Regions from separate parts of the Homo sapiens genome. Here region 2 is linked to region 1. Evidence: chromatin loops called from intact Hi-C (ENCODE). Cell type or tissue: PC-3. All regions are shown on one strand. Each heading gives the region's core, and the rest is flanking DNA. Links, peaks and the distances in the headings are about the cores only. Region 1 overlaps LINC00922 (long intergenic non-protein coding RNA 922). Region 2 overlaps LINC00922 (long intergenic non-protein coding RNA 922).

Region 1 (15,291 bases), core at 2,430-10,429:
TGATAACTGATTCTTTCTGGAAAGTTAAAAATGGCTTCAGAGAAAATATGATTTTTTAAATCTTATTATTATTATTTTTAGACAGGGTCTCACTCCAGTCACCCAGGCTGGAGTGCAGTGGCATAATCATGGCTCACTGCAGCCTCAACTTTTTAGGCTCAGGTGACTCTCCCATCTTAGCCCCCTGAGGAGCCGGAACTATAGGCATGTGCCATCACTCATGGCTAATTTTTAGTATTTTTAGTAGAGATGAGGTTTTGCCATGTCGCCTAGGCTTGTCTTGAACTCCTGGGCTCAAGCGATCCATCCGCCTCAGCCTCCCAAGTGCTGGGATTACAAGCGTGAGCCGCTGCATTTGGCCAATCTGATTCTTAAAGGGCAGGTAAAAGGATATTTTCCACTAGACCAAAGGCCGCTGGATCTCATCAGGAGTTAGCAGTACTTTCAAAGGTCTGGAGTTGTAGAAGGTATTGGTGGAAAGTTTTATGTAGGTGGGGTACCTAATTCAGGGCACGGGATGAGGCAGGTGAAGAGAGAGAAATTGGAAGATGCCCATTGCTTGAAATTACAATTTAATAAGTATAGTCTTTGTTTTGTTCTGTTTTAAGATGACACTGTCAGCCTCTTGGGTGGTAGAATGGGAAAAAATGCCTACTAATTAACTATTTTTTTGCAGCGAATAAAATGATGACAGTTTGAACCAAGACTGTGGAATGGAATGAAGAAAAATAGATCAGGTCATTGAAGGTATCAAAAGCTTTCTAGGGATAAATAAAATGCATATAAATTGAACATGAAAGTAAGAGTGTGGAAGAATCAGGAATGGCTGAGTAGGGATGGAAGGAATTTTTTTTATGAAATGAGTTAAAAGTTACATAGTTTCAAAAAAGCTAAGAACATAGACCAGTTCATTTAAAATGGGTATGTTGAAACCAAAGATAAAAAGACTATTGCAAATTGAGACACTGTACGCTGTGAGTGAGGGGATGTAGGAAGATGACCTGGGCTGCAAGTCTAGACTGTTTTGGCTGCTAGATAACAAAATACTATAAACTGAGTAGCTTGTAAACAACAGAGATTTATTTCTTACAGTTGTGGAGACTGGGGAGTTCAAGATTAAGGCACTGGCAGATTTAGTATCTGGTGAGGGCCCACTGCCTGGTGCATAGACAGAGACTCCCAGCTGCATTCTCACATGGTAGAAGGGGAAATGAGGACTCTCTTCGGCCTCTTTTATAAAGACAGTAATCAAGTCATTCAGGCACCACCCTCATCATATAATCACCATCCAAATGTCCCACCTCCTAATATCATCACCTAAGGGGTTAGGCTTTCAATGTATGACTTTTGAGGGGACACCAATATTCAGATCATCCAATGAATCACAGCAGGACTCATACCTGTAATTAGCTTCCAGATCATATACCTGAGCTTAGAAGAGTGATCTTTAAGGATTATTGGTGTAGGTGTCTTTCAACCACATCAGGTAAACTGGTGAAGAAGGCATGAGAGCACATCTTGCTTCTCCTCTCCCACCATCACCTGAAACCTTGAGTTCCTTACCCAGTCAGCAATTAAGATGTTGCTATTCATGATTCTATCCTCCGTCCTTCATCTGTTGCAGAATCAGCTGGGAACAATGACTGCCAAAAGTGTCCAGAGGAAGTCTGCAGGACCTGGGTCTCTCCTAGGTGGAATATTCTTTGAAATCAGGTAACAGATACAGTTTGGGCTAAAGAGTGGAGTGGGTATGGGAGGGAAAACAACAGAATCGTCTGTGGAGGAATCATGGCTATGACCAGAAAGACACAAATGGAGTTAAACTGATACCCCAGACATGTCAGGGGAGCCCACAAAAAAGTGGTCAAAAGCTTTTAAAAAATGATAAAGTCAGCATAGGGCCATGTGGGCAGCTTAAGAACCAGTCCTCCATTAGCCTATACTTCTCACCTAGGGGAGTTTAATCCATCTTTGATCATTGTCAGTTTATGTCTCACCCAGTATTGGCAGGAATGGTGCAATACAGCTTCTTAAATAAGCCTGGCATGGTGAGGCAGGTGAAGCCCTGTCTCTTGGTAAACATGTAGAAAGCCTGCCATTGGTTAGACTAACTGAATAAAAAATTTGAATGCCTTGTCAAGCAACTAAAATTGTTTCATATCCATTTCTGAAATACAAGATGCTGGCTCTTCATTCATTAATTTTTAACAAATATTTACTGAGTGCATACTACGTGTTAGGCATTATTCATAACCCTGAGGATGTGAAACAGCAAAAAACAGACATAATTCCTGCTTCCATGGAATTTTCAATCTCTTGAGGAATGATAGACATTAATAAAATAATCACAAAACTAAATAATTAATTAAAACTGAAATTAGAGCTCAAATAGGAAGAAACATATTTCTATGAGAGCATGTAGCAAGCAGACATGACTTAGACTGAGGGGTGAGATAAGGCTCTCCAAGGAAGCAAGACTTGAGCTGTGAACTGAAAGGTAAGTGTGGTAGACCCAAACAGCAGGAGCAGCACTTGCAAAGATCCTGTGGCCAGGGGTCCTGAAAAATTTCTGTTGTGGCTGGGAATACAGAGAGTAGACATGTTCTAAGAAGAGGCTGAAAGTCAAGGGAGGAGCTATACAGATTCCTTGCTAAGGTTTTGGATTTTTCTCTTTATTATTCTTAGAGCAGCAGGTTTCCATAGACAAGTAATTTCCATGATTGTGTTGCTTCAAAATGCATACTGCTTTTATATACTTACCTCTTCAAAACCACACTTCTTGGCCAGAGCTATGTATCTGTGTGAGAAGGAAGCCAGAGATGGAGAAATGAATCAGACAGGTTTACAAACCTGGAGAAACCCAGTGTTTAGAAAAGAGGGAAGTAGCTAGATAATGATGCAACAGTGAAAATAATGGTAGGAGAAAGAAAAGCCTAGAGAGGGTAATAGGGTAAGCCTCCTTACCAGCCCTCAGGAAGCAAGGACAGATTCCCAGACTAGTAACATCTGAACCCAAAGGGCAGAGAATAATAGCTCATATCTGGTAAGTGCTTACTGTGTGCCAGGCACTAGGAAGTGCTTTTCATCTATATTTAAGGTAACAAAAGCCATATGAAGTGTATTCTATTATTATCCTTCTTTAAAAAGATGCAGAAACTGAGGATTGAAAACTTGAAGCAATTTGTTCAAGATCACACAGTTGGGACAGAGGAGGGCCAAGATTTGAACAAGGATGCTGTCTGCTAAATGTAAAGGCTGGAGGGCAGGGAGATTGAATTGTATATTTCAGATGAAAATATTAAAACATGAGATGTGTTGATTTAGAATAATTATAGCCTCTTCGAGAAATGTTTGAGGGCTTGTAAGTGCAGCTATCTTTGCCCAAATTTGGGGATAAGAGCTTGAGCCAAAATAACACGAACCTCCACTCTTAACAGAGTGGAACCTTTTGTGCGGTGAGTGCTTCAGAAATGAGAAATGCATATGCATCAGAGAGCGCATTAGTACTTAGACAATCCAAAAAGACCTGTTTTTATATCATTTGACTTTTCTTCTTTCCTCCTGTAATTACTTCATTTCAGTGAAATCACGCTGTATTATGATTTAACAACTGGAACAGTCACTTAAGCATTGATATTTTGCAAGCTCCTTTCTAATGTTCCCACCCACAATCTGGCCTAAAAAGGGAGAACAATGAGCGATCACTTAGGGGCCCAGATAAACCACACAGGAGTGCTCACTGGTCACTTTTGCTGTTTGAATCCTGCCCTGGTTATCAGCTGCCAGTATTCTGCCAGGAAACTCTAAGGTAGAATAATCATGGGACTAAGCAGGAAAGAGATTGCAATTTTTAAAGCATAGAGAAATTGGCATGGGGTGAAGATGTTGTAACTACAGGTTGCAACCATACTTCCTCTTTTAAAATTGACTGTTTCCTTCCACAATGTTGTAAGTACGTTTCTTTCCCCAGCCACCTCCAGATAAAAAGACAAAATGCCTCCCAAAGCTACGAGATGAACTACAGAATTCTAATTGTTCCCATGCTTCCTGAAGATTTGAAATTCCAGCCTGTGCTTCATTCCCATGCAGTTCTTGTTAACTCCACACATGGGTAAATAATCAAAGGTATCTAGTGGTCAATGAGTGTTTTCTTTGTAAAATGTATATCTACTAGGAATAGGTAGAGCTCTGAGCACAGTGACTTTTCTGAAGTACAGACTTTTAGCCCCAGGGGAAAAAAAAAAAATCTTAAAGACTGCTTTCTCGGCCCTGTAGTTGGACAAATAAGGGGGCTTTGGTCCTGATACGGATGTGAGCTGCCCAAGCTTGCAGGGTGAACTATGGGCTTCCTGATCCTAGCTGCTGTTATTTCAACTATGCTGCCCTGACCTAAATAGCTTTGCATTTCATACTAAGCAGTATGTCCCCTTACTTCCTAATCAAAGGTGTAATCAATCATCATTTGCAAGGCATTCATTTTGAGAAGTAGGAAATGAAATTCCCCAAATGTGGTTACATTCTAATTTGCAGGGAACCACTGATTCAGGAAAAGGAACTCCTTTAAGGGAAGGTCACCAAAATGTATACTGGCACAAATCGTGCCACTAAAAATTACTGTGAATCTAGAGCAGGGGTCAGCAAACTTTTTCTGTAAAGGGCCAGATGGCAATTACTGTAGGCTTTGTGGGCCAAATTGTAGTTACTAGCAACTCTGCTCCGTAACAAGAAAGCAGCCACAGATAATACAAAAAGGAACAGGCATAGCTGTGTTCCAATAAAACTTTACTTATGGACACTGAAATTTGAATTTTACATGCTTTTCACATGACATAAATTTTTTTTCTTTTTTTGATTTTGAAAAATAATTTTTAAATATGAAAAATATTTTTAGCTCAGTTATACACGAATGAGCAGTGGGCTGGATTTGCCCCTCCTGCCATAGTTTCTGGTCCCTAATATAGAGGAATTGTAGCTGTTTCTCACTATGGTTTGTACCATTAGAAAATATACATATGATGGTAAAAATAATTATTTTCAGTACAAATCCTGTTTTTCATTGCACTGAATGAAAAAATATCTAGATATTTCCATGTAGAGAAGTGTCCAAAATATTTAAAGGTATAAAGTAAATCCCTTTACTTCGTGGATTATAATCTTCATCAAATAGGGTTATATTTCATTTGTCCTCAAATAACCGACATCACAAGCACCTAATAAGTGATTCTTTGCTAAAATAAACCATGTCAATGCCCTCTGTAGGATCCTTCAAAATCTCCCTCTCACTGTAGATTTCATGGTTTCCAGAGCAGTTTTAGTGTTCTTTTAGATTTTCATTCATTCATTTGTTCATTTATTCAATAACTATCTCTTGAGCACCTATATAGTGGCATTCAAGGCTCTCTATGATATGATAATGGCCTGATTCTGATCTCGTGTCGTGACATGCCTGTATACACATTCATTTACTTATTCGATCCACTGATACTGGCTGTTTAAAATCTGCCAGTCACTGTTTGAGCTACTGAGAATAAGTAGTGGACAAGCCTATTAGAATTCCAGTCCTCATGGAGCTTTCAGCCTAATCACAATGAGCCAGGCGTGGTGGCTCATGACTGTAATCCTAGCACTTTGGGAGGCCGAGGCAGGCATACTACCTGAGGTCAGGAGTTTGAGACGGAGAAACTCCATCTCTACTAAAAATACAAAATTAGCTGGGCATAGTGGCACATGCCTGTAATCGCAGCTACTCAGGAGGCTGAGGTAGGAGAACCACTTGAACCCGGGAGGCAGAGGTTGTGGTGAGCTGAGATCACGCCATTGCACTCCAGCCTGGGCCATAAGAGTGAAACTCCATCTAACAAACAAACAAACAAACAAACAAAAAATCATGATGAATGAACGAGTTGCAACTTTGACAAAGGCTAGGAAGTAAAAGGACAAGGTGCTGTGAGATCGCGTTTCTCTCTATTCCAGTCATGCTGAATCTCTGGTGAGTTCCAACACTAGCTGTGCTCACCCATGCAAACACCTCTGACATGGTATCCTAGGCTCCTCAAATTCTGGGTAACTTCAATCGTCCACATTCAAAGGTCCCAGGATTGGGCTCCTTCCCATGCGAGCAGTCTAACTCCACCTGCCCAAGCAGAGTGGGCCATAACTGCAGCTGTGCCCCCATAGCATGCTGCCCTACTGTGATTGCTTCCTTTACATCTCCATATTTTATTAGTCTTGGAACCCTTCAAGTAATCATAGAGGTCTAGCTCAGCATTGTCAGCTTCTGTGCCAGTTGCCCAGCACAGTGTCAGGCTCAGCAGATAGGCAATGTTGAACAGAATTCAAGCATCATGACACATGGAGAGTCACTCACTGGAATGTTTATACTGTGCATTAAAAATAAGTCAGCCTTTATCATACACTAGTCACTCTTTCCTCTTCCCCTCCCTAAAGACACACCTTTAATTTCACAGCAACTTTATCTAGTATTTGTACTTTTTTCCGGAAAACTCACCTTTAAAGTGGAAGGTCAAGTTGCTTTACTCTCACTTTTTTCATTAAAGAGCCTGTTATGTTACATTCAGTTTGACTCCACACTCAGCAATTCCAGAAGAGAAGTCTCTCTTATTCGAATGGGGACTGGGAAGGCGGCAATAATTTGCAGAATCCAACAGAACCAGGCTAAAACATTTTTCTCCGTCAAGAGATGACACCATTTAACCCCAATTAACTCACATCTCAGGTTCAAGGCTTCGGGTTTACTAACCTGAATCAATACCCTACTCTATCAATTATGTAAATTCAAACCAATGACATTCCTTGACATTTTTGGAATTGGTGTTAAAATCCTGCCAAGCGGGGGCATCATTGGGAGCTACATTATGATCCTGTAGGAAAGTATTGTAGATGGATCATATTTTAGTTTTTTGGGGTTTTTGTTTGTAAGATTGAAAAAAAGAATCACTGGCTGGTTTCCTGAGACAGTGAAGAAGACAAAACACACATCGAGATTCTTCAGATTTCTTCTTAGTGCTGTCATTTATGAAAATTAATGAAAACCATTTAAGAGGGTGTAAATGAGCAACTAATAGATTTAGAAATCGACTCTCACTCACTCTTCCTTTTCTCCGGAGAGAGGAGGCAACAGAGTCTAAAGAAAGAGGGAGGTGAGCAGCTACATTAGGGAGCACAAGCATTGAATTTGGACAGACCTGGGCTCAAATGCAGGTCTGTGCGTTTCTGTATGGCCAAAGGCAATTCATGATAGCTCTAAAAGCCTCATTCACTTCATGTATAAAATGAGGCTATGCCTCACTTCAGCAAAGAGCTTTGCAAATATTACGCAAAACCTGTACCATCATCTCTGGAGTGCTTGGAGCCAGGAACATAGTCAGTGCTCAATAAATATTGGCTAACATTAATGTTACATCCACAACTAGACATTTTAATGCTTCGAGAATCCCAGACTGGTTTCAGTGCTGTCTTTGAATTTTCTTTTGTTCAACCATTCATTCATTTGTTCAGTAAATATCTGCTAGGCAGCTATAAGGTACATGGAACTGCATTACATCCCTGGGGAAGAAGAAATGAATGAGCAAGCCACAGCCCCCCTTTCTCGTGAAGCTCATGGTGCTCCCTAACCTGTCACAAGTAAATATGCCACTTTTCAATCCAGATATTCAAACAATCTCAAGCTTTCTGATGTAGGCAGTTAATCTGCCACGAATTTTCCTTCTGTGCTTGGCACATTGTAGTTGCTCAGTAAATGCCAATTAAATGAATAAATGTCAGTTGAGTGAATAGAAGGGTGATGGTAATGAATGTCTCCTATTCCAGAACACTGATGTGTGAGTCAGAGGACATAGTCCCTTTTTAATGTTTTTAAGAGATTGTGTCTGTGTGTGCATGCACATGCTTTGCTTAATTCACTCTCAGTCAAAGAAAATGTCTTGTGGAGATTTTAACATATTTAGGTTTAAGTTCTGGAACTAAACTTTATATCCAGTTGTCATGACAACTGTTTCTAAGACAATTAAATCCCAATCTGAGTATTCTGAAGGGCCAGTCATTTCTGGAGAGGGCTTTGTTTGGTTGGAGAGGGAGAGTCCTATTCAACTCTGGGCCCTGCATTTTATAGTCAGTCCTCTCAGAAGGAGGTCCCAAATCCATCACCCCTTCTATATTAGTTTGCTAGCCCTACTGTAACAAAGCACCACAAACTAAGTGATTTCAACAACAGAAACTTATTGTGTCACAGTCCTGGAGCTTTGAAGTCCAAAATCAAGGTGTTGGCAGGGTTGGGTCCCTCTGAGGGCTGTGAAGGGGAATCTGTTCCAGGCCTCTCTCCTTGGTTTGTGGACGGCTGTCTTCTCGTTTCACATGGTGTTCTCTCTGTAACCTCATACATCTTTCCTCTATGGGTATCTCTATCCAAATCTTCCTTTTCTTTTTTTTTTTTTTTTTTTGAGACAGAGTCTTGCTGTCACCCAGGCTGGAGTGCAGTGATCCAGGCTGCATCTTGGCTCACTGCAACCTCCACCTCCCAGGTTCAAGCGATTCTTGTGCCTCAACCTCCAGAATAGCTGAGATTACAGGCGCCCACCACCACACCCAGCTAATTTTTTATATTTTTAGTGGATGGGGGTTTCGCCATGTTACCCAGGCTGGTTTTGAACTCTTGAGCTCAGGCAATCCGCCCACCTCGGCCTCCCAAAGTAGTGGGATTACAGGCGTGAGCCACCATGCCCAGCTCAAATCTTCCCTTTTCATAAGGACACCAGTCATATTGGATTAGGGATCACCCTAATGACATCATTCTAACTTGATTACCTCTGTAAAGACCCTATGCCCCAATAAGGTCACATTCTGAGGTATGGAGCTTAGGACATCAACATATGGAATTTGGGGTGGGGGGCACAAATTGATCCATAACACCTTCTCACTGGCATGAGAAATTAGACCTTATCAGAATGCTATATATATCCTCCAAGGTATTATAAAGATGGCATCAACATTCCCTTTAAAAACAATTCCATAGGTTTTTTGGGAACAGGTGGTATTTCGTTACGTAAGTAAGTTCTTTAGTGGTGTTTTGTGAGATTTTGGTATACCCATCACCTGAGCAGTATACACTGAACCCAATTTGTAGCCTTTTATCCCTCACTCCCTCCCCACCCTTTCTCCCCGAGTCCCCAAAGTCCATTGTGTTATTCTTATGCCTTTGCACCCTCATGGCTTAGCTCCCACTTATAAGTGAGAACATACGATGTTTAGTTTTCCATCCCTGCATTACTTCACTTAGAAAAATAGTGTCTAATCTCATCCAGGTTGCTGCGAATGCCATTAATTCATTCCTTTTTATGGCTGAGTGGCATTCCATTGTACATATATAGTTTACATTCCCACCAGCAGTGTCAAAGTGTTCCCTTTTCACCATATCCATGGCAATATCTATTTTTTTTTATTATTGGCATTCTTGTGGGAGTATGGTGGCATCACATTGTGCTTACATTCCCATTTTATAGAGAGGAAAAGTAAGACTCAACGGGGTGAAGCTACTTGCCTCAGGTCAAATAGCTAAGAGAACAGGACTATCCTGGTCGTAGCATGACGCTATGCTAATACCCATATTTTATCCCATCATGTCTAGATGTTTCATGTTCTCTTTATGAGGCAGTCAGAATCTCAAGCAGAAGAACAGCTACTGTAACTTTAGTGCTCGACTCCCTTAGAAGAAGGGCAAAGTCTTCTAGATTCCTCCAATATCAACTTAAAATTAGTTTTGTGCAGCCCTGGCAGGCACAGCAATAAAAGAGATCCAAGGTGCATTTACCTTCCAGGCAGTAAACCTATATGACTGCCAAAGCTGTCATTTTTTTTTTTACCTTCTGAAAATGAAATGTTAATTCCCCCCTTAAGACCCTCCACAGATTTAGTTTGTAGGCTAATAACAGTTCACTTAAGAACAAGAGAAATGTCATCCCTACTTTGACGTGTGATCACAAAATAGAACGATCTTCAAATTCCCTTCAAAAGGGGAAATGTTTATGAATTCACTTTCAGTGGGGGATATAAAGGGATTTGTCAAAACCTGCTGTGATTTCAGCGATGCAGAAAAACAGTGCTGCATTCATTGAGCCAGCCCAAATGTGAGCTCATGAGTGGTACTGTCCTTCTGTATCCCTGCCCTTAGGGCTTGGGGTATTCTCAACCTCGTGGGCTTCTTAGGGTGTCCAGGGCATTCTTTTATTAATTTATGTGTTTGTCCCTTGTGACCTTGATTTGAAAAATAAAAAATACAATGGGAGACTTTTCACCCACATCATCCATAACAGCTCTGGCTAGGTCTTGACACCAGAAATGCCAAAGATATTGAGTTGCCCGGCTTTGTCATTGGGGCTTTACTTTCAACGTCTATGTAAAATCGGCAACTGGATTTGATTTCCTAGTATAGGCTTAAGAAGACTTCACAGCCACTGAGTTTCTTTTGCAGAAAAGGTTGTCAGCAATAGAGGTTAAAGCAACATCTTTCAAAGGCAGAAGGATAATAAAATGTTTTTATTTTTATGTACTAGTTATTTGTTGTCTGATATATAATGCTCATTATTTCATATTGCATTAATTTTAAATTAGGGATAATATACCCATTTTGCTGACTAGGAAACTGAGACTCAGGTGAGTTAAGTAATTTTGGCAAATTCATACAATTCATTTAGGCTCCAAAGTATAGAATCAAACCCACAATGATTTGACTCTTCATACTGTACTATGATTCCACCTATTATAAAATATCCATATTCACCCAAACATCTGCTCTCTGGTGGTTTGTGCTACCTTTATGACAATGAAGTCACTCACTTTACAAATGATGAAATATATCAGTTCTCTTAATAATGCTATAAGAGATACAGTTCCAGAAAGTTTGACAATTTGTTAGATGTCTCCTCATTTCGGATGAAGCTTACTTTTATCCACTTTAGACCCTTCAAGGACAATTTCTGTGAAGCTAATTCTTTCAGTGAAGAAAATATGAAGAGCCAGCATCTAAATTCTTATGGGCCTGGCTGTCACTTAACATCTGCTGGAGAAGAGTAGTGGGGTAGAAATAGTACAAGCCTGCAAATCAAGAAACTTGAGGTATTTGTTTTCATTCTGCCTTTGACTGGTTGCATGACCTTTGACAATTCCCCCAAGTCGTACGATGTCATTTCTAAGATAAGTAAAGAATGGGTGCACTATTTAAACACACACACACACACACACAATATAAATATGTTAAATTATAAATACTCAATAATTTGAAGAATTCTACTAAAATTGGCTTCTGTACTAGGGCTCTTACATACTTTAAGTATTAAAATTATTCCTCTTAAACAGATGAGATGTTAAGGGTCCCAGACATGTAAAGAGCTTCCATACTCATACACTGATGAAGTTGCAAATCAAACTCAGTAGTGTCTGGTTCCTAATTCATGTTCCTTCTACAATATTCCTTTACCTACGGTCATCTGAAATATTTTACTATAAATCAAATATATTCAACTTTGAACATGAAGTTGAGTCCAAAGGAAGCTCAGTGTATGATCCAATCTGCTAACAGGTTCTCTGTCTAGGTCCAGAGGTGCTTTTCTGGACCACAGGAGAACCAAGCCCATGGGTGTACATGGTCAGTCAATTGGACAGAGGTCTCAGTTGACCAAAGATCCCCTGAACTTGAAGGTGATCAGGGAGAGGAGGACCGGCAATCATTAGACTCATGTACAGATCTATTTCCATTCTCAGGAGTAGAACAGAATATTTCATCACCAACCACTCCACCTGCCTTGAGAATTTGGCTTGTTAGCCATACACCTGCTATACAAATTTTCCATTTTCTATTTGACTACAGTTCCACTTTTCTGGCTATGATTTCCTGCGAGGGAAAATTTATGACTTCACCTAAACAAACAACTATGACCACAACCTACCTTTGCAACACAACTGGGGAGATTAATCTTTAAAATATGGGGTAGGGGGCATTTTGGCATCCTCATTAGTTGTTATATTCTATTTCTATTCCATTTTAGGAATATATATCTTTTTTATTGTAAAAACAAAACAAAACAAAAAATAAAACAACAACAAAAGGAGAAGGGCTCAAAAATAAATAAATATTGATCCAAGATTCAGGGTAGGTTCCACTTCCAGACCCAAACCACCCACCATCATAGACTCTTCAAATGATCTACTTCCATAATTCCAAAAATTATTTGATTTTGTTTGCTTTTGTCTTTGTCACATGCCCAAGCTCTCCTCATTTTTCACTGCAACTGAAATGCTTATTCAATAATTACAAATTAAGCACTTATTAAGTCACATAAAGTGGTCATTGGGACAGAGACTGTTAACTTCAAGCTCATGGTGTGAGAGACAGACATGAAAAATTGGTTAATACAATATAGTGCAAAGAATAGTGACCTTCTCTCCTCATGGGATGGAGATGTGAATTTAGAGATGGCTTATTTCACTTAATTTAATATTTTCTCTCCTTCTCTGCCACACTTCACATTTCAGTTCATTCTGGAACTTGGGTCATCTCCCTTAAATACTGATCCAAATATGTTTTCTCCAACCTCTTTTAACCTACTAACTTGTCAAGTTACCTATATAATTGAGACTAAATCCTTAGGGTATCCTCAATGTTCTAGGCTCATGTTCTGTACATCAAGACTTATCTTCCTCCCTCTCCATGAATCTTGCACTCCACGTAAGCGCTTTTCATCATTCTCCTCATGTTCACAGGAAAACTCATACTTACTCATAACCTTTGCTTTTGCTGTTTCTCCCATCTCATGTGACCTCTGCCTATGAAATTTCTAAGCTTCAGGTAAGCCCCAGCTCTGAACTCAACTCTCTCCTAATATTCCCCAACTAGGCCATGGAATCTTAAAGATAGCTAGATCATCTATGGGCACACTTATCCCAGTTGAGTAATTTCGTTGCCCACCTCCAAGGTAATGAATAATACTATCCCCACTCTACGTTCAGTGACAAAATGATCTCTACATTTTTAGGTAGCTGTACTTCCTATTGAATTATCCTTACCTGTAGGATTTTTCATAGAGCCAAAATTAACTTCTCTGAAACAACACTTTCTTTGGCTTTGCTCTGCCTTTTGGAAAAGAAGAACAATTCTAACATCTTTCTTATGTATCTACCAATCACATGATTGAACCCAGTCATTTTTCTATTATCATCATTCTGCTTAGATCTCTTCTCCAGCCTAAATATCTTAACAGCCTCAACTCTCCTGCAGGTGGGGGAGATGTCACTCTTTCTCAACACCCTGTTCAAATGCAATACCCCAATGCAGCATGTGACCATAGCTGCAGTCTTTATAAAAGAAGATGGTTTACTTATCTCTTCTCTTTGTCATTGATTTTTATTAGAGTAAGTTCATGATTGCTTTTTCCAGCAGCTATTTTATGCTGCTGGTCATGGTGAGCATGAGGTCAACCAATGCAGCCCATTTTTCTGCAGGGACTGCCATTTAGGTAGGGCTTCCCCATCCGGTGCTTAGAGAGTAGAATTTAAAACTTGATCTCCATAAGCCCATGCAGTTTCCATCCCTCTGTGCTCTGCCTCCGTAAAATAGTTTGCCTGCTTAGTGAACTATGGTTCTAAAGGATGAAAACATCAAATGCATCGGCAAAAATCACAGGTATTGATAACTGGCCTAAAATATTTAAGTGTCATATAATTCCAGCAGACCAAACTGACAGTAATAATAGTGGTGTTTTATACATCAATGTAATAATACTTAATAATGATGCTTTGTATTTATCCACTGCCTTTCTTTTGGAAATGTTGGCAGAGTAAAGTAAATCTAACATTGATATTAAAAAATAAACCCCTAAATTAATACCAGTTTGACATACCCCTTCAAAAAAAAAAAACTCAGAAAGCACAATATAAGGCTCTCTGACAACCTGGAAATGAATGGTTTTGCAAAGCATAAAAAATTTGGCCTGTAGGATGACAAGAAAGTCATATGTCACCTGTGACTAGTTGTAACTCCTACCCTCAGGGTGGGTGTTGGTTTAATTTTGACTCTGGAGAAACGTAGAGCAGTAAAATGTATAAAAAACATGGGCAAGTTCACATCCCTCACTTGTCAGGGATATAAAGCAAAATCAAAATTATTTTCTAAGTCTTTGGACACAAAGTGATTATTTCTGGGGAATGTAAACAGTTGCCAATTCGAATACATATCAGTGGACTCCAGGTCAAGACTAAGGGACCAACAGGGTCAAGAGAACAGGCTGGCATCTGGATAAGCGAGTTATTAGGTATAAATTAATATAGGTAAATACCTCATTTGAAACGGAAATGGTTTGGCTGTGTCCCCACCCAAATCTTACCTCGAATGGTAATAACCCCCATATGTCAAGGGCAGGGCCAGGTTGAGATAATGTGATCATGGGGGCAGTTTTTCCTATACTGTTCTCTTGGTAGTGAATAAGTATCATGGGATCTGATGGTTTTATAAATGGGAGCTCCTGAACTCCTCCAAGTTCTCTTGCCTGCTGCCATATAAAACATGACTTTACTTCTCCTTTGCTTTCCGCCATGATTCTGAAGCTTCCCCAGCCATGTGGAACTGTGAGTCCTTGAAACCTCTTTCCTTTATAAATTACCCAGTCTTGGGTGTGTCTTTATTAACAGCATGAGAACAGACTAATACAGAAACACTGCATCAATTACCATAAAAGTAATTTATAGAGGAGACATTCTAAGGGATAACAATGTCTTAGACATAAGAAACACATCTCTAATGGTAAAATTTTAAACATAAAAGTAAACAGAGAGAAAATAAGATATTGAACCTAATTATAGGTCTTTCTATTTCTTCAAGTTAACCATGCAGTATGCGGTAAAAGAATAATTTAATATCAGATTGGCCAATATTTCTCAAGCTAAGAAGGAAAATACAATTTATTTTTCTCCCTGATTCTCTCTTTTACACACTAATTCCCAATACCTATATTTGTTAAGTAGTTATCATGTGCAGAAGGAAATAAAACATATGATTTTTAAACAGTCTCTGTTTAAAGTGAGTAGAATCAACAAGGAGATAAAAACGTCAACATAACCAAAATCTAGGAAGGAAGTAGCTGGATGACACAATGTGCAGATAAGATCTCTGTAGGATTAGTGGGAGGATGACCTCATGAGGGATAGTAACAATCAGAAGTAAGACCTTGGAGAAGATTTTGTGACCTATGGAGATAGAGAAAGGGCATCCAGAGAAACAGAACC
Region 2 (15,291 bases), core at 4,539-12,538, 91 kb before region 1:
TTAAAAGACCTTTAGTCCACTCTACTTTTCTTGAAGATGGAAGACTGTAAGGGATATAAAGGTTTCACTGAATACTAAGAGCCTGAAAAACTGCTTGGCTGATTTGACCAATAAAGGCTGGTCTGTTATCAGACTGTATAGAGGTGGGAAGGCTAAACTGAGGAATTATGTTTGACAGAAGGGAAGAAATGACTGTGGTGGCCTTCTCAGACCCTGTAGGAAAGGCCTTTACTTATTCAGTGAAAGTGTCTATTTAGACTAAGAGGTCTAATAGTTTAGTTTCCTGACTCGGGACATGTTGAGTAAAGCTAATTTGCCAGTCCTGGGTGGGGGCAAATCCTTGAGCTTGATGTGTAGGGAAGGGAGGGGTCCTGAATAATCCCTGAGAATAGCAGATGGAACACTGAGAAGTTATTTCCTTGAGGATAGATTTCCACCATGGAAAGGAAATGAGAGGTCCTAAGAGGCGGGCTAGTGGCTTGTACTATAGCATAACCTGCCTTTGCTGGTGTGTGGCGATTAGGCCTGGTGGAACTGCCACCAATAAATCAAGCGTGATCAGGGTGAGGAGCAGGAAAGAATGAAATATGGGGAAATGGGGTGAATATCAGGTGGATCAGAGAGATACAGTCATGGGGGTCACGTGTGGTATTAGGAATAATGTGGGAGGCTGGACTGAAGTCCTGGTCAGGAACAATGGTAATTGTGGGACTTAAAGAGTGAGTACAGCTGAAGGAGCCGGGGAGCAGAAAGTATATGCATCAGGTATGAGGAAGAAAATAGATTTTGGAAGTTATGAGAACTGTAGAGAGTGAGTTGAGCATAGTTTGTGATTTTTAGGGCCTCTAACAGTATTAAAGCAGTGGCAGCCGCTGCACGCAGACATGAGGGCTAGGCTAAAACAGTAAGGTCAAGTTGTTTGGACAGAAAGGCTACAGGGTGTGGTCCTGGCTCTCGTGTAAGAATTCTGACCACACTAACCATGCCTAGGAAGGAAAGGAGTTGTTCTTTTATAAGGGATTGAGGTTTGGGAGATTAATCAGACACGATCAGCAGGGAGAGCACGTGTGTTTTTATGAGAATTATGCCGAGATAGGTAACAGATGAGGATGAAATTTGGGCTTGACTGAAGTAATGGGGGCTGTCTGTGAAGCCTTGCGGCAGTACAGCCCAGGTAATTTGCTGAGCCTAATGGGTGTCAGGGTCAGTCTAAGTGAAGGCAAAGAGAGGCTGGGATGAAGGGTGCAAAGGAATAGTAAAGAAAGCATGTTTGAGATCCAGAACAGAATAATGGGTAGTAGAGGGAGGTATTCAGGATAGGAGAGGATACGGGTTTGGCACCACGGGGTGGATAGGCAAAACAATTTGGTTGATAAGGCACAGATTCTGAACTAACTTGTAAGGCTTGTCTGGTTTTAGGACAGGTAAAATGGGGGAATGGTAGGGAGAGTTTATAGGTTTTAGAAGCCCATGCTGTAGCAGGCGAGTGATAACAGGCTTTAATCCTTTTAAAGTGTGCTGCGGGATGGGATATTGGCATTGGGTGGGGTAAGGGTGATTAGGTTTTAATGGGATGTAATGGGCATGTGATCGGTTGCCAGGGAAGGAGTAGAGATGTCCCATACTTGTGGGTTAAGGTAGGGGGATATGAGAGGAAGACGCGAAGGAGGCTTTCGGTTGGGGAGAAGGGTGGCAATGAGATGTGGCTGTAGTCCAGGAATAGTCAGGGAAGCAGATAATTTAGTTAAAGTGTCTCAGCCTAATAAGGGAACTGGGCAGGTGGGGATAACTAAAAAGGAGTGCTTAAAGGAGTATTGTCTAAGTTGGCACTAAAGTTGGGGAGTTTTAAGAGGTTTAGAAGCCTGGCCGTCAATACCCACAACAGTTATGGAGGCAAGGGAAACAGGCCCTTGAAAAGAAGGTAATGTGGAGTGGGTAGCCTCCGTATTGATTAAGAAGGGGACGGGCTTACCTTCCACTGTGAGAGTTACCGGAAGCTCGGCGTTCGTGATGGTCTAGGGGGCTTCCGAGGCGATCGGGCAGTGTCAGTCTTCAGCCGCTAAGCCGAGAAGATCTGGGAAGGAGTCAGAGAGCCTTGGGCCAGAGTTCCAGGGGCTCTGGGAGTGGCTGCCAGGTGAGTTGAACAGTCCAATTTTCATTGGGGTCCCACACAGATGGGACGCGGCTTAGGAGGAATCCCGGGCTGCGGGCATTCCTTGGCCCAGTGGCCACATTTCGGGCACGTGTAGCAAGCTCCTGGGGAAGGAGGTTCTGGAGGAACGCCTGGCCGCTGCGGTTCAGGCGTTTGGAAGTTCTTGTGTGCTGGAGATGTGGCTGGGGTTTGTCTCACAGTGGAGGCAAGGAATTGTAACTTTTTTCTGTTATTGTACACCTTGAAGGTGAGGTTAATTAAGTCCTGTTGTGGGGTTTGAGGGCCAGATTCCAATTTTTGGAGTTTTATTTAATGTCGGGAGCAGATTGGGTAATAAAATGTATACTTCAGGCCATCTGGGCGTATATGTGCAAGTCACAGGGGATGCGACGGCTTGGCTTGGGCTCAAAGGCCTGACACCAGTTTGCCTTGGGTCAGGTCCAATAAACTACGATGAGGGTATGAGCTTGCAAAGTGATTCACGTGGATGCCTTGGTTTGCAACATGTGCAGGTTGTGGTGGCAGGGATAGTGGTGGAGTTTTCTTAGAAAGATATGAGTAGGAAGCAACAGTCCTTATTTCTGAGAGAGTCTTACAGTTGCCTAAGATCTCACCACTATAGATCCCAAAGTCTATGGTCAGAACAAAATCTATCTGGATGTGAAGTCCCTGATCTTGCTGACATATCTGGTAAAGGCAGCATAAGGCTGACTCTCAGAGAAGCTGGTCTCTTGTTCAAGGTCACACGTCAGTAGGAAATGCAAGAGAGTGTTGTTCACCATTGTTAACTCTGTCCAACAGTGGAACATGCTGGAGAAGAGCCCATCCAGGCATTCATTTCGATCAGTTGTATTAACAGAGTTGCAGAATTTAGCTGGGTTCCATAGTTAAACTGATGTGGATTCAGGTCCAGAATCTGCCTTTTGTCAACTGTGTGATACTAGGCCAGTTAATCAATGGATAAACAAAGTACTAGTTCTGGGAATCCAATCCCTGGATTCTAGGAACCTCAGTTAATCTGAAATGAGGATTTTCAGCAATATCCTCTTTCAAAGCCACTCCCAATCTCAAATTCTGATAAGGGTCTTATGCAGGAGTTGGCAAACAATATCCCATCAGTCAACTCCACCCATTTTTGTAAATAAAGGTTTATTTGAACACACCCACACTCATTCATTGGCATACATGGCTGCTTTTGCACTACAATGGTAGAGTTGAGGAGTTGCAACAGAAAGTGAATGACCTGGAAAGCATAAAATATTCACTGTCTGACTCTTTACAGAAAAAGTTGGCTGACTCCTGGCCCAAAGGGAATTTATTTATTTCTGCCTTCAACTCCCATGCTGTTTTGCGCAGTTCTTGCCTTTCCTTGGTATTGTTCCCCTTCCTTTTATGAAAACTTAGAGACCAATCTTTGAACATATTCTCCCTGGGATCAAATCCCAGCTCTGCCACTCACAAATGGTGTGAGCCTTGGAAAGTCCCATTAATTTCCTAAGCTTTAGTGATCTCTAGAAAATAACATTAGACAGATGTATGCCATAGTGTTTTTCTGTGACTTCAAAGGTATAGTCCATGGAAGCTGCTTAGAAAGTGTCCAGGGGATGTTAGCTACTATTACGATGACTGTTCTTTTCTTTTTTAAAAAAAGTTATTTTTATTTGCACAAATTAATGGAGTATATGTGAAATTTTCTTATATGTATATAATGCATAGTAACAAGTCAGGGAACTTAGGGTGTTCATCACCAGTGCACACTGCATTTGTCTTAACTATAGTCACCCTACTCTGCTATCAAATATTGATTTTATTTTCTTAATTAATCACTCTGGGCAAGTTTCCATCTCCATGTTTCTTAACTAAGGAGTTTGACACTTAATACCTGGTAGCTCATGGTTAATACATGGTCTGGCCCAGAGTAAACACATTATAGGAAAAAGAGATATCTATTTTAATCCTCACAACATTCCTACTTTGGTGACAATATCACTGTATTTCACACAGGAGGAAAATCAGAGTTAGGAAGGTAAGCATCTTACCCCAAATCCCAAACCCTGTGAAGATCAGAACCAGGATTCAACCCCAAGGTTAAGGCCGTCCTCTACACCACCTAGAAATGCCAAAGTTCATAAGGAAACAATAATCCAGAGAGTTACCTTTCAGCACAGTGATCCATTTATTTCCAGTTTTTTCTTTCTTTTTGCATGATTTTCTTTTATACATAGTTGATATCTGTTTGTTTATGAATGAGTATAACTTTATATCTTGCTTTTTAAAAATACACTATTACAGATGTATTATCATCAGAAACTCTTGGTAACCATAGCTGTAAATGACTTAATAGTCTGCATAGTATCAGTACAAAGTATGAATATGTACATCAGAATTTATTCACACCAGATTTCCAGCCAACCACGTGTTACACCCCCCTTAGAGCAGGAATAGGTACAAAAGCCTGCTGTCTGCAAGTGCCAGGGAGGACTCGCAGGATGCCTCTGCCCATTCTCTCCCCAGAACAATGAGTCCCAGACAGTGCACAGAGGCCCAGATTCCTGAGACCGCCCAGTCCAGGCAAGGAGTCAGGTCTCCCGGCCGTCCTCCTTAGGTTAATCAGAAGCAGGCACGCTCTGCTGAACTGGCTACTCAAAAGAGAATACAAATGCCTAAGTCTCAGGGATAGAAGGTGGGCTCCACCAAAAACACACATACACCCTCCCCTTCCTTTCCCCCAGCACAGGAAGCTTCAGGCTAAAGGCCTATATGCCTCTCATGCATCCATATTCTGCATCTCCACCCCCTTCCCCAGCCGTGGGGGTTGAAGTTTCATTACATATCTCAGGAGGGGTCGTCATTCTTTTTCAATGAACATCTGGCCTAAGAGATCTCCTAATTAAAACCACCAACTAATTATTATCACCTACTCTTTCCACTTGTTGTTTATGATTTCCGTGTACTCCCACCTCACCCCCAAAACACATGGATTCCTTCAGGAATGGTTAGTCTCTCTTAGCTCCCCCCACCCACTTTAATGAGTCTTATGTCCCAGCCTTGTTTCTCAAGGAACTGGAGGTCTGGGACCCTGATTACTACCAGGGTTTCCAATTGCCTATTCTCCCCCTGGCCTTTCTGAAAGGATCTATTGAGAAAGAGGTCATGATTAAAGCCCTCAGAACAAGCAAAGTGTAATTGAAGCAGTGCCTGGCGCCTCTCTGCTTAACCTCCCTCCCCATAAACTGCAGCCAAGCACAGCAGGCTGCAGACCCCCTTCCTACATCTCTCTCTACAAAGGAAAAGTGAAGTGTGAAGTGGGGGCGGGGCCATCCCAAGTCTCTGCAAGCCAAAAATGCAGGTAGCTAAGAGGAAACATCTTTGACACGTGATGAAGATATTTGGGAAAATCGATGCAGAAAAAAATTATGTCAGACTTGTCACAAAGAGAGTGAAAAATGTATTTATATTGCATACACTTTGGGTTCATACATGCAACTCAGACATTAAAGGTTATGAGGGACCCCTCAGGAGGGTGGTATGATGTGGTAGAAGGAGGCTGTGCTTCTGAAATGTTCTGAATCCTCAAGATGCCCAGTATTGCCCTGGCTGTAAAAAATCTTGGAGTAGTTACTTCATTTTTAGCTTCATTTTCTTGCAAAACTCTTCCTTGCAAGGTACTGGGGAGGACTCAAGAAGCTGGCTTGAGTATCTAATACAGTCTGTGCATAAAGCTGTTTACTCATTGTAAATGTCTATCTTTTCTTTTCCACACATGCATGCACGTGTGTGTGCGCACAGGCACACTGAAACACCAATAGTTATAAAGCATATAAGCTAGGTACCATTATTTTAACTTGAGGGAATAATGGCTAAGATATGATTATTATTAAGAAGGGAATCAAGCCTTCCTTGGAAGCTACCTCAAGAGCTCTTAACATATTACTACTCTTGGACGCTGATAAGTGCACTATGTTGCATATAGAAAGATACTTATTACAGCATCATTTATAGTCCCAGGGCAATTAAAGCAATAAGGGAAATAGCTGAAACATACACTCAGAGTTTACTGGTGTGAATAAATTATGATATACACATTCATACTTTGTACCAATACTATGTGGACTATTACATCATTCATAACTATGGTTACCAAGAGTTTCTGATGATCATATGTCCATAATAGTGTATTTTTTAAAAAGCAAGATATAAAGTTATACTCATTCGTAAACAAACAGATATCAACTATGTATAAAAGAAAATCATGCAAAAAGAAAAAAACTGGAAATTAATGGATCACTGTGCTGAAAGGTAAATCTCTGGATTATTGTTTCCTTATAAACCTTGGCATTTCTAAGTTGTGTAGCGTATGGCCTTAACCTTGCGGTTGAATCCTGGCTCTGATCTTCACAGGGTTTGGGATTTGGGGTAAGATGATTACCTTACTAACTCTGATTTTCCTCCTATGTGAAATAAGTATAGTGATAATGTCACCAAACTAGGAATGTTGTGAGGATTAAAACAGAAAATGCATGTAACATGTTTAGCTTGGCACATGATACTATAGTTCATTATGTTTTCCTGGTTAAAAAAATAAGTTGGAATGGGAGGAGCAAAAGCCCAACAGAGACCAGGAGAGTGGAACTTCACTGACAGAGGATGCAGCTGGGGCCAGGCCTGTCTGGTGCTGAGGGGGGGTGCCTGGCAGCAGTGGCCCAGTCCCTATCTCTTTCCACAAACAAACAAAACCCTTCTGGAGTGAAACTCCACACTGACCATCTGTGTTCATTCAACACCCACATTCACCCTTTTCACCCCCTGCAGGTTCCATTTTCAGCTTTTCCTTCTCTTTGATGTAGATAAAAATCTGCCTGGAGCAGCCAAATGTTTTAAAGTGGTGAGATTTAGACTGCAGGCCCCTGCCTGTGTCGGAGAACATTCTTAGCCACGTGGAGGAGACCAGATTGAGGTCAGCAGCACCTGGTGAAGGGGCCTGGTTCTTTCCTATGCTAAGTACAACACTGAGCCAGCCCATGGCCCGGAGTCTGCATTGGAAATAGGGGCTGTGTTCTGACTTCACTCAAGAAGCCATTAAGTGGAAGACTGTGGGTTTCCTCTTCAAACTCTGTCCCTGCTTTCTGTCTCTCTCTCTCTCTCCCCCTTTCTCTCTCTTTCTCTCTCTCTCTCTCTCTCACACACACACACACACACACACACACACACTCCAAGATCTTTTTGGGGGCCCTAAATGCTTCCCAAGAATTTCTGTTATCCATTCCTATTCCTGCAGAACCACACATACTTCTCTAGTGCACAACGGATATTATTTTTCAAGGACTCATATAATCTTGGTTTTCTCAATTTGGTGAACATTTCACAAAGGTGGGAATTGTATCTGATATGTTTGACATTGTATCACCAGTGCAATACAGTCTGGCAAGATAGATAGTTTGGTACCCAAGTGAATAAGTGAATATACCAGTAGAAGCTCTAACTGAATTTAGGAGCCCTGACTAATCAGAGTCTTGAGAGTTCCTGGCTGTAGAGAGGCAGGGAAGGTGATGCCATTGTATGGGACAAGACTGGCTGAGGGATTCCAATGGTCCATAGCTCACTTATTCTTTCTGGCTTGCTAAGAAGCATGGAAACTCAGGGCCCCAACTTTGTTTGTTCTTTGTCTGTGTGTGTCTGTATGCACTTAGGGACTTTTGAGCTTAGTAATCATGACCTTGGGGGTAGCTATTATGATGCTCTCACTGAAGCTGTTTTCCTCTGTAGCCAGTCGTGTGCATTTCTGATCTCAGTGTACAATGTATGGCATGCAATAGACCCTCAGTTAATGTTTGCTGCTTCTTAAAATATTAGAGTGTGCAAAGAAGACTTGTAAACTAAGAGCAGGAGGCTCCAAAGACAGGTTTAATTTAAAACAAAACAAAACAACAACAACAAAATAACTCTCTTGTTTCATGTAAGTCGGACCAACAGAGGTTTAATAAACCTGTCTGCCCAGTTAGTTTGCTCAGGGAGGATCAGATGGCTACCTGGTGTCTTAAGAGAACAGCAGCAACCTCACAGGGCTCCTAGGGGATACCATCGTCTTTGGCCATGGAGCTAAGTCTCACGGCACTGTGCAACAGGGCCATCACTGAAAACCAATCAGCAGCTCCAAACGTGATCTCACAGTCTTCAGACACAGCTCAGGACTCCAGTCACTGCTATGTGATTCGAATGCACATACCTTTTCTATGCCCGTTTGGTTTCATATTTCAGTTTCATGCTAGGAATCGGGATTTTTGTGGAGCTGACTCTTTAGTTCTTTGGGGACCCCTTAGCTTTGTAGTAATGCCCTGGGATTGCCTTGGCCTTGTCTGTAATCAGAGTTACACAATCAAGGAAAAAGCGAGCTCGGGGCTGTCATTTCAAATGGAGGAGCAGCAGGGAAGAAAAAGTTATTTGGTTGTGTCTGCAGAATGACATTGAACCCTTCGAGAGGGCAGTGGCTCCTCCACCACCTCCTCTTCTGCTGTGTTCCCTTTGGGTTTCCTATAGAGGCAGTGGCTGCCATTTACAACTCCCCCAGAATTTCTGTCCCCATCATCATCTATCCAGCTCTCTGGCAGGGGTACATTCTGCTCCCCCGAGGTAACCTTGAAGCTAGTGTCAATGATGGATTTGCACAACTTCACTTCTGAGTTCTGAATACATTTTTTCTGCATGACACTGAGGGAGGGGTGAGGTGTAGCGCTGGGCTGCAGCCACCTAGCTGTCTGTCTTCATTTAAAGGATTGTAGCCTGGCTCCACAGGAGAATCTTAATGCTTGGCGGTCTTGTGTGTGCTAAAGAGAAAGAAAAGAACACAAAATAAACAGTAATGCCTGCACTCCCCAACCTGGCCCCCTCACCCTCTATCCCCCCACTCCCTTTTATTTCTCTTCCTACCTCTCCTTTCCTTAGCACAATATATATCCTCACCTGTCCTCCCTCCATTCTAACATTTAAGGCAGTACTTTATCTTTTTTGTTCTCTGCTGGATCTTTAATGCCAGGAACGGTGCCTGGCATATAGCAATCAGGCTCTGAATAAATATTTATTGAATGAATGGACTGGACCTGGTGACAGCGTGGGTTTGAGATGAAACAGATGGCAGTGGCAGTTCTGGTGCTGACAGAGAACAGCTATCTGCTCCAGCAGCAACACCTCCCTTCCAGGAGCCTCAGTTTCTACATCTATATAAGGAGGGTTGTAATTACCCAGACCTGCCAGACATCTTGTGAAGATGAAATGGAAGGATTCATGTGAAAGTGTCTATTAAGCTACAATATTCCATGTGTGAGTCATGGTTTGTTTAGCCTGATTTTAGTGTTTTGATTGCATTTTTTCTTTCTGTCGGGGACTTAAAATCCTTTTGAAAGTACGTAGAATATAAGTGATTCAGATAGAAAAAGAAAGTAGATGAGAATATTTCACAAATAAGGATGTAGCATTAAAATGAAGTTCTCACAAAAGTAAAAAAAAAGTACAAATGGTAAAAACACTTCTAAGAACAATTGGGAATCAGCCCATTGATGAGAGAGGTGACTTTAGATGGAGAGGTGACTTTAGAAGTCAAATTGGTGATGATTATACACACACACACACACACACACACACACACACACACACACACTCTCAGAGTGGGCAAGGGTCCCATGAGATGACACTCATACATTCCTGGTGAAAATAGAGATTCTTACAAAAAATAATTTAGCATCAAGCATCAAGAGCCTTAAAATATCGATTTTTAAAAATTGACTAATCTAACTATTTGGAATCTATCCAAAGAATGAATTGCAGGTAGAGTTGCATGTATAAGATAGTTCAACATGATGTTGTTGCTTATAGTAGAGAACTGTTGGTAATAACCAAATCCCTGACAACAGAGGAAAATTCTAAAAACATTTCCATAAAGAATAATGCATTGAAATTCATCAATCACAGATATTATGCTCTAAGAGGATTTAATGTCAGGGGAAAATGCTGTCAATGTAATTTCAAAGGAAAAAAAGAAAAAAGCTATATAGATGGCATTTTCTCAGTTTTCAAATAAAAGCACATTTATATACAATAACTATTTCAAGTGTACAAACACAGAAGTAAAATTACCGGTCCCCCATAACATATGATAGGTACTACATATTTGCAAATTTTACATATATGTATGTATATGTAATTCATTTTTCTATCAATGCTTTTTTGTCATTTTTTGTTCTTTAAATTTTTGTTGATATGTAATAATTGTACATATATGTGGGCACATGTGATATTTCGTTACATGTATAGTATGTGTAGCGATCAAGTCAACATATTGGAAGTATCCATCACTTTAAGTATTTATTATTTCTGTTTTGGGAACATTTCAAGCCCTCTCTTCTAGCTATTTTGAAATATACAACACATTGTTGTTAACTATGGTCACCATACTCTACTATGGAACATTAGAATGTATTCATTCTATCTGACTATATGTTTATACCCATTAACCAACCTCTCTTCACTCACTTCCCCCACACCTTTCCTAGTCATTTCCATGTTATTCATAATAATAATACATTACTTTTGAAATAGAGAATAACTATTTTTCAAAGTTATTCAAAACTCTAATTTCTAATCTTCATATTACATGTTAATAAACGTACTAGTTATATTATTGCTAAGCCTGACATGTTAAATAAACAATTGCTTTCAATTGCATAACACAATTCTCAATTGGGGAAAGACCTGAATTAGACAAATGAGGCCCCAGTTATCCCAGGGAATTAGACCAGCCCTGTGTATCCCGCCCTTCACCTTTACCCCTCCCTTTTCCTGTTGAGAAGGCAGGGGCATAATCAGGGAAGAATCCCAAGTCGATTAGGAACTGAAATAGCTGACCCTCCCTGTCCCTGTCCTTCCTGGAGAACTAAAACCTCACCCAGAGGCCCCTCCACTGACCTCACTTCTCATACCCTCCAACAATGCAGGCAAATCCCTGGTCACTGTCTCAGTATTCCAGGCACCTGCTTTTCAGATTTTGAAATTGTTTCTCCTCTAACCAATATGTAAATTTTAGCAAGATTCAAAAGTCACAGGGGCTAAGGTCCATGTTAATTGGGCAAATTATACAGAAACATTGGATATTGAATTCAAAATGCCAAGCACATTGAGATTATACACCAATTATATACAGGTGTATTCTACACCTGCAAAGATTGAAAGCAAAAAGGTAAGGATAAAAATTCGCACATTAAAGCAATGAGATTGTAGATTTCCTTTCTGTTTTCCAAAATTCTATCTGAAGTTCATCTTCTATGGCTTATGCAGTAAAATTATTTTATAAAAAGTGATTCTCAATAAGGAAATGGATTCAGAAACTTTTAGCAACTTCCTCAAAGGCACACAGGAGGTAAGAGACAGAGCTAGGATTCAAATGAAAGCCTGTCTTGATTCTTCCATTCTTTTTAATCCCTTATGGCTTTTCTGTGAAATAAGATCAACCATCACAACAGTGGGCACAAGTCACAAAAAAAAAAAATGTTTACACAGAAACAGAAGACAGATATGTGAATGTGGATGGAAGAATATATATTTTAAAAAAGAAGGAAATCAAATAGGGGCTATGAAACCAACTGCATCACTTTTGCTAAATTGAGCCTTAGAAATAGTTGAGACTTGGGGGTCAGAAAATTGATCTCCCTCCACTGCTTGACATCCCTAGCTAATTCAAAGTCACCCAGTTAGACATTCTCTTAGCACTCTGAAAATTTGTTCCAGGGCATTTATCTCAGTTGCAATTTTACATTTCTTTTTGCACTTATTTATGGAGTGCCTTTCTCCTCTGTTAGACCCAAAAGTGCCTAAATGCAAGGCCATGACTATTTTCATTCACTCTGTTCCCCTCGAGTTTAGAACTGAGTTTGGCAGATAGTAAATGATCAATTAATGTTTGTTGGATGAATGGGTGGATGATGAATTTTTATCTGTCCTCATGTTTGAGCTGCTTGCCCTACTGTCCATGTGTTTTTCCCTTGGATGTGCTGACAGCTGGATTTCAGACCATTCTTTCAGCATCCCTTCACCATTATCAAGCTACGCCCTGCAGGAGGTACCGAGTCAGTTCTTCCACAGCTAAGTACTGTAGCTCTCTTCATCCACTCCTTCTACACTGAAGCCCTGGTTTGAGGGCCAGAATTTAATCTCAAGAACCAACTCTAGCTGAAAGGGGAAAGATTGCTTTACAAGTCTGCAAGCTCCATTTGTGAGGCCCCAACTTTGTGTGTCTTGTCTTTGCATGAAAACATTTACTTCTCTTCTCTTTTAGACTTCAGTTTCTTGAATGCAGTATCTGTAGGTACTATGGATGGAATGAAAGTTTCTCTCTCCCCAAATTCATTTGTGGAATCCCTAAGTCTCAATATGGTGATATTTGAAGGTGGAGCCTTTGGGAGGTAATTAGGTTTAGGCGAGATCATAAGAGTGGGTCTCTCTGATGGGATTAGTACCATTATGTAACGGGATGACTAGACCAGAACTCTCTCTCCACCATGTGAAGACGCAGTGAGAAGCCAGCTGTCTATATGCCAGGAGGGTGGGCCTTGCCAATAACCTGACCTTGGTGGCATCCTGATCTCAACTTTCAGCCTCCAGACTATACGCAATAAATGTTTGTTGCTTAAGCCACCCAGTTTATGGTGTTCTGTAACAGCAGCCTGAACTGGCTAAGACAAGTATCATTCTGTGCTCAGCATAGAGATCCATTCACTCTTTCATTCTTTAATTTATCATTTATTTGGTAAATTTTTATTAAGTACATATTTTGTTCAGGCCCTGGGGCTCCAGAAATGTCAGTAGCCAGTTTAGTGAGAAAAAAAACAGAGAAGGCTAGAATTCTGTTCCCAAGAATGAATGTCATGTTTCTGAAATCCCCATTGTTCATGCTTGAGGAACATGACAATCATTTAATTAACAGTGTTTCATTTGTGGAAGTTCATATTTAAGATTGAGAACTCAATAAAGGTGGTATTAATACTATAGTCTCATTTCAATAATTTAACTGGACATTTATTTTTCACTTAGAATTCTTTCCATACAATGTTACCGAGATGCTTTTAAATTTATTTTGCTTTGTTGCTAATATGCTTATTAAGAGGATTAAAGAGTGTGCCTCATCCATCAGCCAAACATCTATGTCACTTTGATTATATGAAACACAGTTGACTACCATACCAGCCAATTAGGTTCTAAGAGCTATAGAATAATTAGAACATGTTGTAAAATATATTTAACAAGTTTCTAGGACTATTTTTTAAAACTTCTTTGCACAGTTTCATTTATTTCAAATCCCACTTTCATGGGTTTCTTCTTCTTTCTTCTTTAATATCATTTCCCTGCAAAGGAGTTAAATCACTGTATATTCTCCAGTGTGGTAAATAAGGAAACAGTTTACCAAGTGCAAAGTCATATGCCATGGTTCCTTCTAATAGATCTCTATGGCTGTGGAGCAATTCCTAATAACCAATAATAATGGGAAAGTGGAATGTTAAAAGGGGAAGCTTTGCTCAAGACAAGAGACATTCTAGAGTTGGAGACTTAAGATGTTAGTTATTAAATGACTGCATCACATGAAAAAAATGGGAAATTAAAGGGGGCAGATTTTAGGGAGATGTTGGTAGACTGAGTGTCCCTGACTCTCCACAATGGAGAGGGGAAGAAGGTAATTCCTTCTTTCAAACTTCCACAGGTGGTCTTGGCAGTACTACTCTGAAAATTCAATGTATGTCTCTTGAAATTTTGGTGGCACAGCAGCCTGGTGTCTGGCACCTGCCTCAACAACAAACATAACAACAAGAAAAATACATGCTAGAAACTTTTATAGTGGAGCAAAGGTGAGAATGGCATGTTGGGTGGCCTACACTCCAAAAGTTGACCCTGCAAATGGTGTATGAGTGCTTACCATGATTTAGAAGAGCGATACTGCTCCTCTGCACCACCACACACACACAAGAAGAGGAAAAGAGATCCGGCACGGCATCTTATTGGACTGCTTCCAAACAGGGCTACCTGGAGGGTTGAACAGGTCCCAGCAGAGAATCTAGGTATCTGGCGACTGAAGAACAAGTCCTTGTCCAATGAAAACAGAGATACCTTCTTCTTGGCAAAAGAAGAGTGGGTAAGAGTAGGCTGGCGGATCTTTAAAGAACCAAACAAATGCTTTGGAGAAAGTCAGTTCTAAATAGCACGCCACCTATGCCACACTGCTACGTGACTACCAGCCACACAACAACTTCCCTGTGCTTCTTCTCATAATCCCATGCTGATGAGACTCAGAACCTCGGTAAATGAAATAAAAAGATGTCAAAGCACTGAGGGAGAAGGAAGAGAAGAAGCTGTCCACACACAGGCTCTCCTCCTGAAACTGCAGTTTTCATGTCTGCACTGGGGCACAACTGGTGAGGGAGAGAAATCTCAAATTAAAAAGAATATTGAAGTTTGGCCTTTCCATGGGATTGGATATTATACATTCTGAAGAGAGATTACTTTTTGTGAATTGACCTGAGAACTGTTCACAGGTGCTGAGAGTGAGTCATAAGGTTCAGGTACTTGCCATATTTGTCCAGCAGCAGGGAAAGACCTTGCACTACAGGGCCAGCTTTGGAGACATGAGAGATGAAGGTAGTCCACCCTATGAGTTTTTTTCTCATTTGATGTGATGGTTACAAATGACACAGAAACATTACAGAATTGAAAGGGTCTAATCCGACGTGAGGGATGAGAGAAAGTGTCTTAAAGGGGCAGATGTCTGAGGTGAGCCTTGAACAAGGAGTGAAAATTGATAGATTGTTGAAGTTTTTAATATAGGAGCATCTGCCAGACCAAATCCACACCTCATGAGGTCACTTAGAAATAGTAAGAAACAGGCCAGGCGCAGTGGCTCACACCTGTAATCCCAGCACTTTGGGAGGCTGAGGATGGTGGATCACTTGAAGTCAGGAGTTCGAGACCAGCCTGACCAACATGGAGAAACCCCATCTCTACTAAAAGTACAAAAATTAGCCAGGTGTGGTGGCGGGCACCTGTAATCCCAGCAACTCAGGAGGCTGAGGCAAGAGAATCGCTTGAACCTGGGAGGCAGAGGT

Evidence for each region. Hi-C counts contacts between places; a loop is a spot of excess contacts. Peaks named below come from ENCODE experiments on the same cell type or tissue, not always from the same donor. Only the 100,000 strongest peaks of a DNase experiment are listed, where the experiment ranks them.
Region 2: it touches region 1 in a loop (4-fold over the local background); 1 of 110 quality-filtered maps calls a loop at or near these places.

Annotation. Positions count from the first base shown.
Region 1 is chr16:65,369,473-65,384,763 of GRCh38, forward strand. LINC00922 (long intergenic non-protein coding RNA 922) reads right to left here. Exons shown (of 10, transcript NR_174971.1): 3 at 5,732-5,854; 4 at 2,761-2,797; 5 at 1,564-1,732. LOC124903780 (a long non-coding RNA gene) reads left to right here. Exons shown (of 4, transcript XR_007065224.1): 3 at 1,625-1,713. Among named protein-coding and RNA genes, the nearest start is that of LINC00922, 200 kb to the right of the region's middle. RefSeq lists an enhancer at 5,508-6,707. In PC-3, for the core only: no CTCF peak of the experiment used is centred there; DNase peaks (open chromatin) are centred at 6,419 and 7,339; H3K4me3 peaks cover 419 bases; H3K27ac peaks cover 3,254 bases.
Region 2 is chr16:65,276,464-65,291,754 of GRCh38, forward strand. It overlaps LINC00922 (long intergenic non-protein coding RNA 922), which reads right to left. Exons shown (of 10, transcript NR_174971.1): 10 at 8,039-8,976. The region is part of intron 2 of LOC124903780 (a long non-coding RNA gene); the gene reads left to right. Among named protein-coding and RNA genes, the nearest start is that of LINC02126, 110 kb to the left of the region's middle. In PC-3, for the core only: no CTCF peak of the experiment used is centred there; no DNase peak of the experiment used is centred there; H3K4me3 peaks cover 720 bases.